Regions from separate parts of the Mus musculus genome. Here region 2 is linked to region 1. A link is a contact called in ENCODE Hi-C or POLR2A ChIA-PET data. All regions are on one chromosome and are shown on one strand. Each heading gives the region's core, a stretch centred on a gene start or an enhancer-like site at or near the end of the contact. The rest is flanking DNA. Distances are from core to core; before and after follow the strand shown. Region 1 holds the start of Espl1 (extra spindle pole bodies 1, separase). Region 2 overlaps Rarg (retinoic acid receptor, gamma).

Region 1 (5,753 bases), core at 1,693-4,192:
AAAGCTCTTTCCACCGTCTGCGCTGCCTCTTTTATGCATTTAGTATTCAGATGTAAGATTCAACTCTATGACTTAGGGCTGGCGAGATGGCTCAGAAGTTAAGGGTTCCTGCCACCAAGACTGGTGACCTGAGTTCAATCCCCAGAACTCACATGGTTGAGAGAGAACAGACATCTTCAAGTTGGGAGTTGTTCTCTGACCTCCATGTGTACCAGCACATGTCCCTATGAATGCATACCCAACAAATAAATGACATGAGTCAAGTTGTATCAGGCACATTTGTTGTTGTTGTTGTGTTTTTGAGATAAAGTTTGTCTAGGTGGTCCTGGCTGACCTGATATTTGCTATGGAAACCAGGCAGGCCTCTCAGTAACAGAGATCTACTTGACTTTGCCTCCAGAGGGCTGGGCTTAAAGGCTGGGCTTAACGCCACCACACCTGACTTTGTTTTGAGACCAGGTTTCACATACCGCAGGCTGGCCTTGAACTCCTGATTATCTTCCCTCCATCTCTTAAGTGTTGGGTCCCATATTCCCGACTTCCACTTTGCGCAGCTTTCAGTAAAGAACATACAGGTGAGCATGGTGTTTAGGAAGTTAGTACTGAGGCAATTGATGTCCTCATGGCTCACCTCCTTTCTCCTAGGTCCTTTATCCTACAGGGAGTATCCTGGAAATGTCTATAATCATTATTGATTGATTTACTGTGGCACTTATTATTAGAACCTAGGGCCTTGTCTATGTCGGGCACCTGCTCTAATCACTGAGCTACATCCACAGCCCTCTTTTACACTTTTAATTTTTATTCATTTATTTTTAAAGGCCTGTTTATTTATTTTTTTATGAGTTATTTGTCTCCATGTGCATACATGACCATATGTGTCTGGTGCCAGAAGGGGTCAGAAGAGGACATATGATCCCTGGAGTTACAGGTGGTTGTGAGCCACCATGAGGGCGCTGGGAACCAAACCTGGATCCTCAGGAAGAGCTACAAGTGTTCTTAACTGTTGACCCATCTCTCTAGTCCTCTTACTTTTTATTTTGAAATGGTTTAAATGGCTTGTGTTAGCCTTGAACTCCCTCTGTAGTTCACTCTTGGTACCCAAGATCCTCTTGCTTCAGGCTCCCCAGTATCTAGGATCATAGTTTTGAATTAACAGGCCCACCTTGTAACAAATACTGTTCGTTTTAAAAATTAATTTGTTATACTTATGTTTATAGGTGTTTTTGTCTCTACATATGCCTGGGTACCATGTCTGTGTCTGCTACCCAAATGGACCAGATCCCTGGAACTGGAGTTAGAGAGCTGTGAGCCACCATGTGGGTGCTGGAAATTGAACAGAGGCCCTCTGGGAGAGCAGCCATTGCTGTTTACTGTTGAACCATCTCTCCAGGCCCGCTTTTTTTTTTTTTAATATTTATTTATTTCTTTTATGTGTAGGAGTACACCATAGTTGTCTTCAGACACACCAGAAGAGAGCATCAGATCCCATTACAGATGGTTGTGAGCCACCATGTGGTTGCTGGGAATTGAACTCAGGATCTCTGGAAGAGCAGTCAGTGCTCTTAACCTCTGAGCCATCTCTCCAGCCCCAGGCCCGCTTTTAAAAAGATTTTTTGTTTTGTTTTGATTTTGAGACGAGGTCTCACTAGACAACCCAGGCTGCCTTTGAACTTTAAGCTTTTTTAGCTCCTCAGCCTCCTTAGTAAGTATTCCCTACCCTCTGGTGGTGGGTGATGTTTGGTACCACCCTTGACTTTATAGTGCATCTGAGAGAGCAGGAGTTAGACTACTTGGTAGGCAGGCAGATAAGGGAGAGGGGCCATGGCTAGGAGATAAAGGTGGTCAATTTCCAGGATGGCTGCTTCTTCCTTATGCCCCTGACTTGAGAAAAAAGCTCGGCATTGTTAGTGTCTGCATTAAATATTGCCATTCCCACGCTGAAATTTTCTAGTGGGGGAGATGTCAGTTTTTTCTCTTATTCCCTCCCCTTCCTATGTCTCCCCCTTTCTTTTTCTTCCTTCCTTCCTCCCTCCCTCCCTCCCTCCCTCCCTCTTTCTTTCTTTCTCTCTCTCTCTCTCTCTCTCTCTCTCTCTCTCTCTCTCTTTCTTTCTTTCTTTCTTTCTTTCTTTCTTTTGATTTTTCCTGAGACAGGGCTTCTCTGTGTAGCCCTGGCTGTCCTGGAACTCAGAAATCCCTACGCTCAGTATTTTGAACCCTGTTTCAAAAAACAAACAAAACAAAAGACTGTGAACGTTCACAATGAATTCTTCCCTTTACTCTTCACTCAACTCTATAGCCTTTCTTATACAACCCATGTAAGATGTAGGCTGGAATCCAAACTTGGGAGGGAGGAGAACCTAGGAGAACCCGGAGGTTGTCCCTGCACCCTTTTCAGTGTCCCTCTCCACAAAGTCAGAGTTTTAAAGAATCCCAAAGACCCTGTGTGGTGGTGTACACCTTCAACCCCAGCATTAGGCAGGTGGATCTCTCTTAGAGGCCAGCCTGGTCTATTTAGCAAGTTCCAGGACAGCTAGGATCACGTAGTGAGAACCAGTCTCAAAAAACAAAAATAAAAACAAAAAAATACATCAAAGGCTATTACACCTTTTCTTTCCTAGTAACGCAAAGCAAGCCATGTGGGTTTCTTATTTTAATTCTCTTGAAATTTAAAATCCTGCCTGAGCTCAGGGAATAAAGGCAAGAAAGACTTAGTGATTGACCACCCAACTGCGAAATGACTGTAATTGACTGAGGTTGAAGAAGGAGACTGTGTCCCAGAGTCTTTCCGGTCCAGAGTTGTACCCGCCCCTCCAGGAACACGTGACAGACAGCGCGGCAGATAAACTACAACTCCCAGAGCGCCACGCGGCCGGCCTGCGTTACGCTTTCTCGCTGATTGGTCACTAGGGATATTTGAAAGGAGGTGCTGGCGCGGAAAACGAAGCGTGCCCACCCGGTGCTTGGTGGAGCTCGGGCTGGAGGACGCTGCTAGGCCGGTGAGGAACGGCAGCTTCGAGGGAATTAAGGCACGGAGGGTCTGGTGAGCGCGCGCTCAAGCCGCGGTAAGTGACATTCCCATTGCTGACCTGGGAAGAAACGGGGCGTTTCTGCGGAGGCTCGGCGGCCCCCGAAAGGGTGTGCTCGGCGCCCAGGACCCTGTGGAGACCCCTGCGGTGGCCTGGTGGGACACTGAGGACAAGGAGCGTCCTGGAGGAAGGAACAGTGGACTTGTCAGTTTGTAACGGGAGCCCAGTTTATATCGGCCTCTCCCCGCATAGGATTTCTGGTGGGATTCTTTGCCTGCTTCATCCTTTGAATCCTCCTACAACTTTCAATCCCTTCTTTCCTCCAGTTATTTCCATTACAACCCTTCGCAGGCTTCTACAAACCATTTCGTTGTATCTAGACTTTTGCCATGAGGAACTTCAAAGGAGTCAACTTCGCCACTCTGCTCTGCAGCAAGGAGGAGACCCAGCAGCTGCTGCCTGACTTGAAGGTGGGACCCTTTATGGCTCAGGACACACCTAGTTTCTGAGATTATCTGTGTTTTTTTCCTTTTCCTTTTTTCTTTTTTTCCGAGACAGAGTTTCTCTGTATAGCTCTGGCTGTCCTGGAACTTACTTTGTAGTCCAGGCTGGCCTCGAACTCAGAAATCCACCTGTCTCTGCCTCCCTAGCGCTGGGATTAAAGGCTTGCGCCACCACGCCCGGCTTCCTTTTCCTTTTTATTTATTGTTTTTATTTTTATTTAAAAAATTATTTTTCCGCCGGGCAATGGTGGCACATGTCTTTAATCCCAGCACTTGAGAGGCACAGGCAGGTGAATTTCTGAGTTCGAAGCCAGCCTGGTCTATAGAGTGAGTTCCAGGACAGCCAGGGCTACACAGAGAAACCCTGTCTTTGAAAAAAAAAATTTTTTTTTCCCCTAGGGCTACTAATGTGATCATCTCCTAAGGACACTCTGGTTTATGTTCTCCGTTTGGGAGAGTTATACATCGGTTTTTGTTTACGTTTTATCATTCTCCTTATAGTAAATTTTACATTCTAATTTTATTTATTTATTTATTCATTTATTTATTATATGTAAGTACACTGTAGCTGTCTTTAGACACTCCAGAAGAGGGCATCAAATTTCGTTAGGGATGGTTGTGAAGCCACCATGTAGTTGCTGGGATTTGAACTCAGGACCTTTGGAAGAGCAGTTGGCGCTCTTAACCACTGAGTCATCTCACCAGCCCTCTAATTTTTAATTAAAAAAAATTTTTTTTTTCCATACTGGGGATTGAACTCAGGATCTCATGCATTCAGGAAAATATTTCACCACGGAGCTATATCTCTATATCTGTTTTCACTTTTAAAAATAACATATCATCTATGTCTTCATATGTTATATACAAGCATATATAATATATAGTATGAAATATGTAAGCTATATATTATCTAAATATTATATATATGTTTAAAGATTTCTGAGACAGGGTCTCTCTACATAGCCCCTGGCTGTCCTGTAAGTCACTATGTAGATGAGGCTGGCCTCGCTCGAACTCAGAAATCCACCTGCCTCTGCCTCTCAAGTGCTGGGATTAAAGGCCTGAGCCACCACTGCCCGGCCTGTTTTCACTTTTTTATTTTGAGACAGTGCTCATTCGCTCAAGCCCAGGAAGCTCTTGAACTTTTCTTCTGTCTTTTTGCCTTCACACAGGCCTGTGTCACCAAGCCTGGCTTGTGTTTTGCCGTAACTTGGAGAGAGATACATGAGAACCTGTGGGGCCCTGTTTCTGCCCCCCCCCCCCTTTCTTTTCTGCTCACGCGGCTTGATTCTTTCTCCTAGGAGTTCCTGTCCAGATCCCGGACTGATTTCCCCAGCAGCCGAACAGATGCCGAAAGAAGACAAATTTGCGATACCATCCTGAGGGCTTGCACCCAGCAGTTGACTGCCAAGCTCGATTGCCCTGGGCACCTGAGGAGTATTTTGGACCTGGCAGAGCTGGCCTGTGATGGCTATTTGTTGTCTACTCCACAGCGCCCTCCCCTCTACCTGGAACGCATTCTCTTCATCCTACTTCGCAATGGTTCCACTCAGGGAAGCCCAGACACTGTGCTGCGCCTTGCCCAGCCTCTCCATGCCTGCTTGGTTCAGAACTCTGGAGAGGCTGCCCCTCAGGACTATGAGGCCGTGACCCGGGGCAGCTTCTCTCTGTTTTGGAAGGGAGCAGAGGCACTGTTGGAGCGGCGAGCTGCGTTCTCAACTCGGCTGAATGCCTTGAGCTTCTTGGTGCTCTTGGAGGATGGCAGTGTCCCCTGTGAGGTCCCTCACTTTGCTTCTCCAACCGCCTGTCGTTTAGTTGCCGCCTATCAGCTGTACGATGCTACAGGACAAGGTCTAGATGAAGCTGATGCCGACTTCCTGTATGAAGTGCTTTCTAGGCACCTGATCAGAGTCTTAGTAGGTGAGGGTGGTAGCTCTCCCGGTCCTCTCTCGCCTCAGAGGGCCCTCTGCCTCTTGGAAATCACCCTGGAACACTGCCGTCGGCTCTGCTGGAACCACCACCACCGCCAGGCTGCCAGAGCAGTGGAGAGGGCTCGTAATCACCTAGAGAAGACCAGTGTAGCTCCTAGCCTCCAGTTATGCCAGATGGGGGTTGAGCTGTTGGAAGCTGTAGAAGAAAGACCAGGGGCAGTGGCCCAGCTTCTGAGGAAGGCAGCAGCCGTTCTTATCAACAGTATCGAGGCGCCGTCGCCCCCGCTCCG
Region 2 (5,753 bases), core at 987-3,486, 47 kb before region 1:
GCTCCGGCTATCCTTCCTCTACCGAGGGCTGGGCCGCCTCCCTCAAAGTCCCCAAAGCTCTATCCCGCGACTGACACTCCCAAAGTGCCTCGGGTAACCTCCCTCATTGCCCTCTCCCAGAACCTGACTTCAGTTTTAGAGCACAAACTGCCCCCTAAACTGTCCCTACAGTCCCAAACTTGCGACTCAGACGAAACTGATCCCTCCCAATGACAACTGCCCCCACCCCGAGTTTCCACTGTGCTAAGGGCTTCCCCCGCCCCTTCGCAGTAACTGCCCTGCTGGTCATTCACGGCTCAGGGTCACTTATACCCCACCATAGGAAATAGCTGCCCCTCCCTCAGTGCCACCTCCAGTGCCCCCCTGGGCGCTCGAGGGAGGGGGTTGGCCACGTCAGAAGTTTGCCCTTGCCTGGCCGCGTCGAATCGGGGACCCTGGCCCCGGGACAACGCCAGTGGCGGCGACTCCCGGAAACCGCCCCCTCCCCCGCGCCCCGCCCGCCGGCCGCCCGACCGCCCGGCGGGCCGGCCCAGCCGGCTCTGTCAGCGCTGCTCACACGGGGAGCGCCCGGGAGCGGGAGCGGCGCCCGGCCCGACCCCTTCCCCCGCCCGGCGGCTGTGGCTGAGCCAGGGTGGGGCGCACTTTTCTAAGAATCTGCTGTACCGAGTCGGGGTCGCACTGGGGTGCTGAGAGAGTGGGGCGCCTGTTGGAAGAATAAAAAGCAGGAAGGGGTGCCAGAGTAGGCAAAGAAGGCGGGAACGGGGGAGGGGAACGGGAGGCTGCCAGGGACTCAGGGGGCAGGGCTGAAGAGGAGGGCCTAAAATGCGGATGGCGATGGTGGGCTGGGGTGGACTGGCAAACTGGGAGCTTGCAGCAGGCACGAAGACAAGATCTTTCCAACCTAATGTGAACTTTCCCATAATGTCCAACACTCCATTTCTGAATCCAACCGTACCCACACCCCCCCCCAAAAAAAAAAAACAGAAAAAAATAAAGTCCGGGACTAAGTATCTGAATTGGAATAGAACCAGTAGGCAAAAAAAGTAGAAAATGAAGAGTACCCCCCCACACAAAAAAAAGCAACATGAAAAAAGAGTCTTGACGAGTCAACTTCAGGCTTGTAAGTTCCCCTTCCCCCTCCGAAATCTGAAAGGTCCCAATTAAGTCAGGCCTGCCTGGTTGGTAATTAGAACCAGAAGTGGCCAGGCCACAGGGAGGGGGTTGGGAGAAGGGCACAAAAGTGTGGGGGGGGGGGCTCCAGGAAGCCATGAGTTCTCAAAAGCCCCCCTTTCTCTCCACCAGATGCACCCCAGTCTTCATCACCCCATCTGTGTGTACTTTGCGAGCATTACTGGGAAAAGGTACTAAGGTATCAGACCAGTCTATGCCATCAGTCCCAGCCCTTGCTCAAGACACAGTATAGCCTTGACTAGAAAGCAAAATGGGGGGAATCTAGTGCCCCTCTTTTCCCCAAAGCACCCCCCAACCCTTATTGCAGCAATTAGACCCATTAGCCTCTAGCATTTCATGGGAACCAGATGTTCCCCACCAGCCTTGGTGGGGGCATGAAGGGGGGGCTGGTGCCTGACTCACCCCCTTCCCTATGATCCCCACCACCAGGGTGCACCCCCCTCCCAGCTAGATCCTGGAAAAGCTATGGTCCCGGGGGAAAGAATGTGCCCCTCCCCCACTGAGAAGGCCAACAGCACTGAGGCTTCTAGCCTGGTCACCCCTCAGAGCTCTACCAGTTCCTGGCAAAAAAAAAAAAAAAAAAAATGTGAGTTTGGCCTGGACTGGGTTGGGGGAGCGGGACAGCGAAGTCCTCTCTCTCTCTCTCTCTCTCTCTCTCTCTCTCTCTCTCTCTCTCGGTCTTGCTACCTTTTCGTGAGGTTTGAGGATCACACACTTGGAGTTCTCCCTGCTTAATAACCCTCCCTTTCTTCCAAAAATCTCACTCTAAAAACTGAAGAGGTATTTCAAACCAAAGTCGGCCCCGCCCAAAAGGGTAAGTCCTAAAGGGATAGGTCCCACCTGAGGAGCTCTGGGAGGGGTCTTTCGAAGACAAGAAGAGGGGGTGGCAGAGGGAGGTGTGAAAGAGAGGGTGAGGCCCAAGGCGAGGACGTGAGGCACTCTTGGCAGGGTGGGGGCTGGGACAGGGTAGGGGGCCAGGAGAGGGGGGGTGCCGCCTGGGCCCCAGCAGCGGCAGCAAGCTCGGCTCCCCCCGCCGGAGAGGTTTCCTGTTGCAATCAAAGCCCCGTTTGTGTCGGCCTGGGGCTGGAGTTGGAGCCGGAGGAGGAGGAGAGACTGGGAGGGGAGGAGAAAGAGGCAGCCACTGGGGTTTTTTTCCTGGAGGAGACTTCGCTGCCGCCTGCTTGCCTGCCACCCTCATCTGCCATGACTTTCTTTCCTTACTTTTTTCCCTTGTGCCTCCTGGCCCCTCTCTGGGTCTGCACCTGTATAGCTGCCCCTCTGGACTAGGTCTGGGCATCTCCAGCTTCAACCCTTTTCTCCTTGTGCCAGTCTGCTCTCAGTGTCCCTGCCCCACAGACACTGGCCCCACCACCATGGCGACTATTACCGCCACAATACTTGAAGGACAAACTGGGCCAGGTCTTCAAGACCACAGGATCCTTTCTCTGCTGGTACACTCTGCCCCTGTAATCTGGAAAAGCAAATAGACTACACATCAGTGTTCGTGAGAGATACACGGAGGTCCAGACACTTGGCCTTTCATTCGCAGGCCTGTATGCACGCATGCATGCATACACACGGGTGCGCGTGCACTCCCTCCGTTTTTCATGCACACAGGTCTATGCTTGCCTAGCTCGGCAGCTCAGGCTCCCCTCTCCTCTCCCCTCCTCCATGACAGGGTTCTATGATGCCTGCCTCACCCACTGAGGCCCCAGGAGAGCCCCAAGAGGTGGAGCAAGATTTCTTCTCACCAAGGATATCCCCAAGGTGCCAGGGGCTGACTCTTCAATCCAAAATCCAGCCCCCAAGGAGAAGCTTCAGGCCCCTCCTTAAACCATCCCTTCTTATCCTGAGAAAGAAAGAGGGTGGTACACTGAATATGAGAGATAGAGGCTCCTTGCAGTGTAGGTGAGTATGGGTGTGTCGTCATCAGATTTATGGCTCTGATCCACCCCTCCCATTTATGATTAGATGGCTACATCCAAAAAGGGACAGCGGATCAAAGCAAAGGAGAGATGTCACTCTCTCATCCTCTGGTCCATTACTCTCCCACCAAGAGAGGGTCCCTAAACTCCAGGATTCCTTCTTCCCTTCAGCTGGACGCCCCACCCCAAGCACACTGTCTGGACCCAGGCCTTCTCCTCCTCCCTACCCCACCTGCTACCTCTCTGCCTGGGCCTGTCCCTCCATGCTAGCCCGCCACACCCTCCTCAGCTGCCTTCCCTGGTGTTGGTGCTCTCCTTCAGGGTGACCTTTGAGGATGGGGCTCAGCCTGCTGCTTTTGATACCGTGACCTCACTTTGAACCCTGACCTCCATCTCCCTGTATCTAGGATACAAAGAACACAAGGAGACTTTCACTGGGTACCAGCCATGTCTCTTAGCGTCCTTCCTACCACCAGCTTTTCCCATCTTCCTTTCTGACTTCAGCTCCTTTAAGTCACCTCCCATAGAACCTGGGGAAATCAAGTCGGAAGACTCTATGATTAGGCTGTGTGGTTCTCTGCAAGGAATACGTTTCACGGGAGTTAAGGCTTATTCCCACTGCCTGGTGTCAGGCAGGTTCACAGAATGACACTCAGAGAGTCCAGCTGAAGTTTCCAAACACACACCCTGCACACCACACTGTAACCTCCGTTGTATTACAGCCACACAAGTAGCCCCTACATTCTTGATATTCAACCCTCCTGATTCTTCACAGTTTTTGTTGCATACACTGGAGTTCTGTGCAGAAGCAGTCTTCGAGATGCTGTGTACGCATACACTACAAGTGGACTGGGAGACAAACACACACACTCCAGATAAAGTCACCCCTATATACGAAGCACACCAGTGTCCCCACTTTGCCTTAAAGGCCCTCCTTCTCTTTGGCTCAGTGTCCCGGCTACACCTTTATTGTTATTGTTGCCGCTGCTGTTGTTCCTTGAAACAGGTTTCTCTGTGTAGACCAGGCTGGTCTCAAACTCAGAGATCCCTGCCTCGCCCTCATGACTGCTGGGATTAAAAGTGTGAACCACCATGATAAAGACTGTGTACTCATCTTTCTTTTTCTGTCTCTATTGCCCTGCTCCTGGCAAACCTTTCATTTAACCTCTTCTGTATACACAGAGCCCTGTGCCAGAAACTGGAGTCCGAGGCCCCCTACCACACCCCTGTCTGTCATGTCCTGGTCAGGAGTGACAATCACCAAGTGGGCAAAGAAGGGTCCCAGAGGGAGAGAGGAAGCTCAGGCCTTACTTGCTGGCAGCATTGAAAAGCTTAACCTAAAGAGGACAGGCCCCAGGACAAGCAGGGGTCTGCAGCGTGTGGGGACTATTCCAGACCAGGAGGGAGGGGAGGAGTCCAGAAACATGTGACTAAGGAGAGGATACTCCCCAGTAACCCTTGCTCCAGTCTAGATATGTTGTAGACCAAGAGCTACCTCTTTGCCACTGGGCTACTTCTGTCCTCAGAACCTTCAGGCATTTTCCCATACGTCTTTACGCACCGGGCACTAAGTTTCCTTCCTATTGGCAGCCTTAGAAACCCAACAGCCCTTCTTCATCACAGAGACAGCTGACGGACTGACTTCTCAGATTCTCTAGTCCCCCGCCTGTCCTCCCGACCACCCCCAACCGCATGCAGCCTTAAAGGACACTAGACACACAAGCAAGCTCAGGTGTCCACAGGACTGTGACCCCTCCTGTGCTGAGTCCCCCAGGAGGCAGTTTTAGGTCCTCTACTTTGAGATCATATTTAAACAGAACTGCCATCCATAGATACTATCCTCAAATACATCTAACTCCACCCCCACTACCCTCATCTTTGCCCACCTTTCCAACAAGGGTGTCCATTTTCTAGATCACACCCTACCCATCTGCCCTCATTTCCTCCCCAAGACCCCTGAGACTCACAGAGAGAAGCCATCTCCTTGGGGAGGTCAGGCTGGCCCAGGCCCCGGAAGCTAGGGCTCAGCATCTCAAATGGTGGCGACCCTCTGAGTGCACCTGGGAAGGCGAATGGGAAGCCTGCTCCTGGGTAACCAGATCCAGGCCCCAGGGCACCGGGCGCAAAGAGTCTCTCCTTATTGGTGGCCATGGTAGCTGCGGCGTGGGAATCCCTTGGACTCTGCAGCAGGCGGGGGTGGTCTTCAGCTACAGCCCCCGCCCATGCCCACTGCCCTGGCCTGGGAGGCTCCGTGCCCACCCTGCCTGGTCTGTCCAGTGGGTTTCCAAGGATCCTAGAAAGAGATAAAGGAAAAGACACATAGATGACAATCTTCATGCGGATCACCAAGCAACCCAAGTCTGTGAGCGTCTGTCCTTCGGTCCTAACCCTAACCCTCCCTGGCTTGGGCACTTGCAATTCCATAGACTGGGCAGGACAGAAAGTTGTACGGAATCTGAGAAATCAGTTTAACCTCAGGTTCTAAGGTAAACAATGACTTAAGACCTTTTGGTGAGGTTCTGGGATGGAAGCGTCACAGCTAGACCAAACATCTGCTCTAACAAAGTAGAGAGTATGACTCCCAAGACTCAAACACTCAGACTGGGGGGTTATAGCTCAGTGGTGGGTTGCTTGCTT

The links. A loop is a pair of places that touch in the nucleus more often than their neighbours do. ChIA-PET counts read pairs that join two places held with the same protein, here RNA polymerase II (POLR2A).
Region 2: POLR2A ChIA-PET joins it to region 1 with 23 read pairs in Patski. The contact joins the enhancer-like site here to the promoter of Espl1 in region 1. A Hi-C loop is called at or near these places in 3 of 37 maps with a recorded cell type or tissue (CH12.LX, T-helper 1 cell and v-Abl transformed pro-B cells). POLR2A ChIA-PET finds 5 or more read pairs at or near these places in 4 of 5 experiments (Patski and embryonic stem cell).

The regions. Positions count from the first base shown.
Region 1 is chr15:102,293,351-102,299,103 of GRCm38, forward strand. It overlaps Espl1 (extra spindle pole bodies 1, separase), which reads left to right and starts at 2,943. Exons shown (of 31, transcript NM_001014976.2): 1 at 2,943-3,065; 2 at 3,410-3,499; 3 at 4,834-5,753. The coding sequence starts at 3,419.
Region 2 is chr15:102,247,336-102,253,088 of GRCm38, forward strand. Rarg (retinoic acid receptor, gamma) reads right to left here. Exons shown (of 10, transcript NM_011244.4): 3 at 5,084-5,409. The coding sequence starts at 5,267. Among named protein-coding and RNA genes, the nearest start is that of Rarg, 7.3 kb to the right of the region's middle. Within about 2 kb of position 2,237, at least 3 of the 3 ENCODE cell types and tissues checked have a DNase peak (open chromatin) inside an H3K27ac peak, as active enhancers do.